2 separate regions of the Homo sapiens genome follow, and region 1 is linked to region 2. Evidence: chromatin contacts called from ENCODE Hi-C or POLR2A ChIA-PET data. All regions are on one chromosome and are shown on one strand. Each heading gives the region's core, a stretch centred on a gene start or an enhancer-like site at or near the end of the contact. The rest is flanking DNA. Distances are from core to core; before and after follow the strand shown.

Region 1 (3,141 bases), core at 510-3,009, 250 kb after region 2:
TTTTTTAAGATGGAAGATATCCCAGCACTTTGGCAGGCTGAAGCAGGTGGATCATTCCAGCTTGGGCAACAAGAGCGAAACTCTGTCTCAAAAAAAAAAAAAAAGAAAAGAAAAAAAAAGAGAGAAAGAAACCCTAGGTAAAAGTCTGAGCCCCACCTCCCAATCACCTGATCACCTCAACCACTGTCACCAGGTGGATGACCTTGGAGAGGTCACACACTTCTAGTTCTGTAAAATGGGGAGTTATATTGCCTAAATCATATAATTTTTATGTTAAGTGACACATTCTCTAAGGCACTAAGTTTGAGGACATACTTTGTAAATGAAATGATATATGGAAATGTTTGTATATGTTAATGGTTTTGTTGTTGCTATTATTATTATGACTACTATACACATGGTCTGGAGAAAGCCAACCTCCCCAAAGCGGAGATTCTCCAGTAGAGAACAGGCCCTCTAGGTTGCATATCAATAGGGAGCATGTTTAAGGAATGTTAGCCGGTAGTCTTTGCTAGGTGTGAGGGGTGAAATTTTTCTTTATCAAGGCTCAACTGTTTTCGAAGTCTTCAGGCTTGAAGTTCTGGAGAAAACAACTAGGCTCTCCGGGCGAGATCCCGAATACCAGTTTAAGGGATTTGAAATGCAAGGCCGTCTGGGACTCCACTGCCACGGATGGGCACCAGGCGGCGCCGGTCGGATCCGTCCCGGGACTAGCAGGGCTTTGGGCAGCAACCCGCAGGGAGCCCGACCGCCTCTGGCCAGGTCCGGGCAGCTGGTGGGGGAGGTTCCAGAGGTCCACGCCATTCGTGGACGCAGTCTCTAGTGTCCTCTCCGCGTCCCACTTCACTGCCCCATCCCCTTTCCTGCGAGAGCCTGGACTTGGAAGGCACCTGGGAGGGTGTAAGCGCCTTGGTGTGTGCCCATCTGGGTCCCCAGAAGAGCGGCGGGAACTGCGGCCGCCCGGACGGTGCGGCCAGACTCCAGTGTGGAAGGGGAGGCAGCTGTTCTCCCAGGCGGCCGTGGGGGGCAGCAGAGGGGACGGCGACAGGTGCGGGAGCCCCTCCCGGGGTAGAAGTGGAAAGGCGGGCTCCGGGGTCTGTTCCCAGGCTGGAAACCACCCCCGCCCCCCATCCAAATCCCCGGGAGAGGCCCGGCCGGCGCCGGGTCTGGAGGAGGAAGCGGCCAGAGACAGTGCAATTTCACGCGGTCTCTGTGGCTCGGGTTCCTGGGCTGGGTGGATGAATTATGGGGTTTCGAGTCTGGGAGAAACTGAGGTGGCCTGGACGTGAGGCAAAAAACACCCTCCCCCTCAAAAACACACAGAGAGAAATATTCACATTCTGAGAGAAAATCCACCAAGTGAACCAACCGGCTAGGGGAGTTGAGTGATTTGGTTAATGGGCGAGGCCAACTTTCAGGGGGCAGGGCTTTGGAGAGCTTTCCACTCCCTCATTCATTACCCTTCCCTGGATCTGGGGGCTTTCGGAATCTCGACCTCCCCTTGGCCTATCTCCTGCAGAAAAATTAGGGTGAGCCCCATCCTCGATCTGCTCCGCCAAGTTGCGGGACCGCGGGGCGTGGCACGCTCGGGGCAGGCGGTCCGAGGCTCCGCAATCCCTACTCCAGCCTCGCGCGGGAGGGGGCGCGGCCGTGACTCACCCCCTTCCCTCTGCGTTCCTCCCTCCCTCTCTCTCTCTCTCTCACACACACACACCCCTCCCCTGCCATCCCTCCCCGGACTCCGGCTCCGGCTCCGATTGCAATTTGCAACCTCCGCTGCCGTCGCCGCAGCAGCCACCAATTCGCCAGCGGTTCAGGTGGCTCTTGCCTCGATGTCCTAGCCTAGGGGCCCCCGGGCCGGACTTGGCTGGGCTCCCTTCACCCTCTGCGGAGTCATGAGGGCGAACGACGCTCTGCAGGTGCTGGGCTTGCTTTTCAGCCTGGCCCGGGGCTCCGAGGTGGGCAACTCTCAGGCAGGTAAGTGGCGCGAGAGCACCGGCGGGCTCGGCACCTGGGAGCCGGAACCCAGTGCGCGCAGCCTCGGAGGGTATGGGCACGGTCTCAGGCGGCGCGGGGTTGTGGGTGCTGCCCCCGGTTTGCCAGGACCACCTGGGAGAGGGGCGGTCAGGCTCGGGTTATCGGCGTGGTCCGGCCGAGGGCGGCATTCCGGGACCCTCACGCCACCCTTCTCCAGAGCGTCGCCGACCCTCTAATTGGTCTCCCCAGAAGAGGCTGAGGCCGAAACAGTAGTTCACACTTCTGAGGGGCCCTGCAGGGAGGGGAGCAGGGAACTTCATTCTGTAAACAGGAGGTGCTTGGAGGTGGGGGCCTTGGCGGGAAGGGTCTCGGTTTGCTCGCCAACCCCCTGCCCCCCACCCGCGCCGATTTCAGCTACCCCTAGTTTCGTTGTTTTGCCGACAGGGCGGAGCTACAGAAGGTTGGAGGGGGTTGTTGTTCTCTGGTGTTGGAAAAACAGGAGCGGCACCTCCTCTTCCGTGAGTGAGCCTGCCCTGGGGAGGTCTGAGATTAACCAGAGGGCCAAGTTCAGGTGACATCAGGCAGGAGGCCCAACAGAGGCTGGCGCCCCCTTTCCTCAGTATAGCAGAGCTTAAGCAACATCTCTTTGTCAAGACCCAGGTCAACACAACTCATATTTATTGAGCATCTACTATACACAAGGCCCTGGGCCAGGAGCTGTAAGGGCAAGGATGTCCAGCCTCTGGTCTTTTCTCTCCCCAACCTGAGGATCAAGAGGGCACCTCTGCTACTTTCTAAGCCTCCTGCCTTGGGGAGTCCTTCCTGGGCTCAGCTTGTGCCTCCCGCCCCCATTTTGCTTATTGTCTGACACTGTCTCTAGGACCCTAGACAGAGCCCCGGATTGCTCTTCTCCAGTCCTCCCCCGACTCCCATGCTATCTGAGCCCACCCCTTTGGGGTGTCTCTGGGACCGTGGACACCTGAGGACTGAAGTTCTGTGGATCTCCTCCCCTCCCCTCAGATCTCAGCTTGGGGTTTGGCACAGCCAGGGCCCCTTCCCCAGTGTGGGAGTGGAAGAAACCACCTGTGCTTCCCTCACAGTTGCTGGGCCTAAATTTAGATCCTGGGATTTTTAGATGTGAACACTCCCAGCTGGTGGAGGGGG
Region 2 (3,243 bases), core at 130-2,629:
TAGAAGAACCATTTCCTCCCTCAGAGTAAGGCCCTTCTGGAATTCCAGGTGTTCCCTGGCAGTTGCAAGCAGATGGAATGGAAAGAAAAGAGTTCCCATCCTTCTGGTTCCCAGTCTCGTTTTCTTTTGAGAGTTCCTGGTCCACTCCTGATTCTTCTTCTGAAGACGTCTCACTCTGATCAGGGTCCTCTGCATCTCTAGGTGGTCCTGGACCCCCTGGGGGGCCATGGCTTGGGTCCAACCAATGGGCTGGGTTTGGGTGCTGTGTGTGCTTAGGACCAGAGTGCTCTGTGAGGCAGCGGGTACCATTAGGAGCAGTCCCTGCTGAGTCCCTGAGTCCTGAGAATGAAGGTATTTCAGGGTCCACGGAGGGTCCTAAAGTCCTGAGGGAGGCACCACCACTGTGGTGGGCTCCATACAACCCTCTTTCTCCGGGGTGCTTCTGGGCCATGACCCCGGGGCTTCCTGAGGGTCTTAGGTCACAGCCATCATGGTGTGTTCTGATGCCTGTAACAGATATCAAGGTGGAGACAGTCAAGGATGAGACCAAGAGAGGAATTAAACAATCTCAAATAGTGGACACATTTAATTCATCCACCTCCCTTGTTTTCCCAAGTTCTTTTGGGGCATTCGCTATTCCTAGCAATAAGCCAAAACTAGACTCACCACAACCCTGCTTGCTCCCTCCCCTCTCCTCCAAATCACTTAAGTTTTTCTTCTTTCCCCAGAAAACTATAACCTTCAATCAGGGAAACAGGGAGGTACCGTAAAGGGTGTGGTCGGGGGAGGGTGGGTCACTCTTAGGAAAATGGGAAAGACCGCCGGAAAGGGGGCCACAGACTTCCAGTAATGGGTGGGGGCCATGCGGCCCTGGAGGAAAATCTGGGGGCGGAGCTTAGGGCTGCCCCTAAGAAAGACTAACAGGGAACCCACCGGCTGTGTAGAAGGGACGAAGGTGGCCGGGCACCGTGGCTCACGCCTGTAATCCCAGCACTTTGGGAGGCCGAGGCCGGCGGATCACGAGGTCAGGAGTTCGAGACCAGCCTGGCCAACATGGTGAAACTCCGTCTCTACTAAAAATACAGAAATTCGCCAGGCGTGGTGGCGCGCACCTGTAGTCCCAGCTACTCGGGAGGCTGAGGCAGAAGAATCGCTTGAACCCGGGAGGTGGAGGTTGCAGTGAACCGAGATCGTGCCACTGTACTCCAGTCTGGGTGACAGAGCGAGACTCCATCTCAAAAAAACAAAAAAAAACGAAAAAAAAAAAAAAGACGGACGTACCGAAGAACGGCGGTAACTCCTCCCCCTCGAGCCGCCCGGCCTGGGGCCAGGGTGAGCTACGAGAGCCGCTCTCCCGGCTCCGCCTCCCGCTCACGCTCTGCTTCCGCCTTCCGTCCCCGCGGCCGCCGGCGACCTGGGCCTACTTCCACTTCCGGGGTCACCAGGGAAGAGACGGGAAGGAAAAGAAATAGCGGTTGGCTGAGAGGCAAGCCAATCCAGCTAGGGCTGCGTCGACTCCAAGGAGGCGGTCCTAAGGAAGTACTGGCCCCGCCATTTAAAGGCCCCTCCCTCCGCGTGTGGGAATGGGATTCCCGCAGGTTGCACCGCAGGAAGCAAGGCAGGTGGACTCTGCACCAATGCCTGCAGACTAAGGGCAGACTCTCAGGATTGCTCTGGGTGTATTCCTAGGCTTTGTATTCCTGGGAGATGGAGGGCAGCCACCGAGCCACATATAGTCTTTTTCCCTTGCAGACAAAACCAGGGAGCTCAGAAGAGTCACTGCCCTGATCCCTTCCGTGCCGGCAGCTGCGAGGACACAGGCCCCTTTGTATCCTGCGGTGCGGAGGTGGAGCAGAGGAGAGGGTGCCCCGGCTGGCCCCCTCCCTCGCCCCGCAGCACTGCCCCTCCTTTCACAGCAACCCACGGCCTCCCCCGCGCTTGACCCAGCTGGCGAGCTGCCCCTTATACCTGGATCCGCCCCTCGGGTCGCAGCTCCCCAGGCCCGATCACCGAGCGGTGCCTAGGAACTGGGAGCGTAACTTGGCTCGGCTCAGAACTTTGCCCGTGAGCCAAAGAACACTGAACTCATCTACCTGCTGCTTGACATCTCATCTGCATACCAAGCTATTTGGTGGACGTCCACAAGCGCCCCCGCCCCCACGTAGACCCAGTTGGGTCCCCGTTCCGTCGGTCCCCTCCTCTGCACACGCCTCTAGCCTTATACCCCGTCTTGATCCGAAAGTTTTTCCACCCATGAACCCCCAGTTGGCGCTCCCCGACCAGCAAAAGCCCCTTCCCTGGTCCACGATCCCGACCACCCGGTTCTCCAGGAGACAATACTCCAATTCTCTGGAAAGTGGAAGAAACCAAGCTGAAGCTAGGGGGGCGCTGGGACCCCTATTGGGGCTTTGAGAGCTTCCGGTTGTCATCTCCTAAGTATTCGGAGACCCTTCTCCAAAACTCTTGGGGTGACCCTCAAGACTCTTACCTGCTATATAGTTGGGGGTCTCTGGTCCTGGACTAGAGCAGTAGGCAACCTGGGTCCCCCCACACACACGGGAAAGAATTGGAGGGGCCTGCCTTGTGATGTCACCCCTCCTCCCCCCACCGCGCGCACGCGCGCGCGCACACACACAAACACAAACACACACCCCAACACACACGCCCTGTCCCCTTTCTCCACCCTGCAAGCTAGTTGCATTTAGCTCACAGAGCCTGGGCTGCGACTTGAAAGAGTTTAGGCAGCAACAGAGTGACCCTGGGGGTGCTCTTGACCGACAGCCGCACCCCCGGCGTCTAGGACCTCCGAGCAGGGATGCATCTGGAGGTCTAGGGAAGCACTTCCACCCCCTCCTCTCCTCAATCCTGGCAGGATGGTGAGTAGTTAACATCCCCTCCCCAACCCCCGCTTGTCCAGGGTCCCCAGACTTCCAAGCAGATTGAGGAGAGGAGCTCCGAGAGTCAACCCTCCAGCCTGTAAGGACCTTGATATCCAAAGGACAGCTGAAGAAAGTAATGTGCCTGCATTTTTGCCACTTCATTCCCACAGTGCCCGAAATGCCAGCTCCTCCTTGGTGTTCTCCTTTCAGGATTTGAATTCAAATCCCATTGGCAGCCCTGATACCGCTGGGGGAAGGGTGAGGTAGGAAAAGTCCCACCAATATCCTAAGGGGAGGTGCGAGTGGCTACCAGGATGTGAGATGTCTGTGGGCAAAGTCCCTGCTTATTCCATGAGGGGCTGTG

What was found. Hi-C counts contacts between places; a loop is a spot of excess contacts on that map. ChIA-PET counts read pairs that join two places held with the same protein, here RNA polymerase II (POLR2A). Pooled maps may share reads with other maps.
Region 1: a pooled map shows a loop between it and region 2 (3-fold over the local background). The contact joins the promoter of ERBB3 here to the promoter of DNAJC14 in region 2. A Hi-C loop is called at or near these places in 1 of 37 single-sample maps with no recorded cell type and 5 of 50 pooled maps. POLR2A ChIA-PET finds 5 or more read pairs at or near these places in 8 of 52 experiments (A673, HCT116, HepG2 and 5 more).

Annotation. Positions count from the first base shown.
Region 1 is chr12:56,078,406-56,081,546 of GRCh38, forward strand. It overlaps ERBB3 (erb-b2 receptor tyrosine kinase 3), which reads left to right and starts at 1,760. Exons shown (of 28, transcript NM_001982.4): 1 at 1,760-1,977. The coding sequence starts at 1,896. RefSeq lists an enhancer at 1,417-2,407.
Region 2 is chr12:55,828,208-55,831,450 of GRCh38, forward strand. It overlaps DNAJC14 (DnaJ heat shock protein family (Hsp40) member C14), which reads right to left and starts at 1,380. Exons shown (of 7, transcript NM_032364.6): 1 at 1,282-1,380; 2 at 1-507. The coding sequence starts at 451. It also overlaps the pseudogene TMEM198B. RefSeq lists a silencer at 1,318-1,427 and enhancers at 1,956-2,693, 2,648-2,847.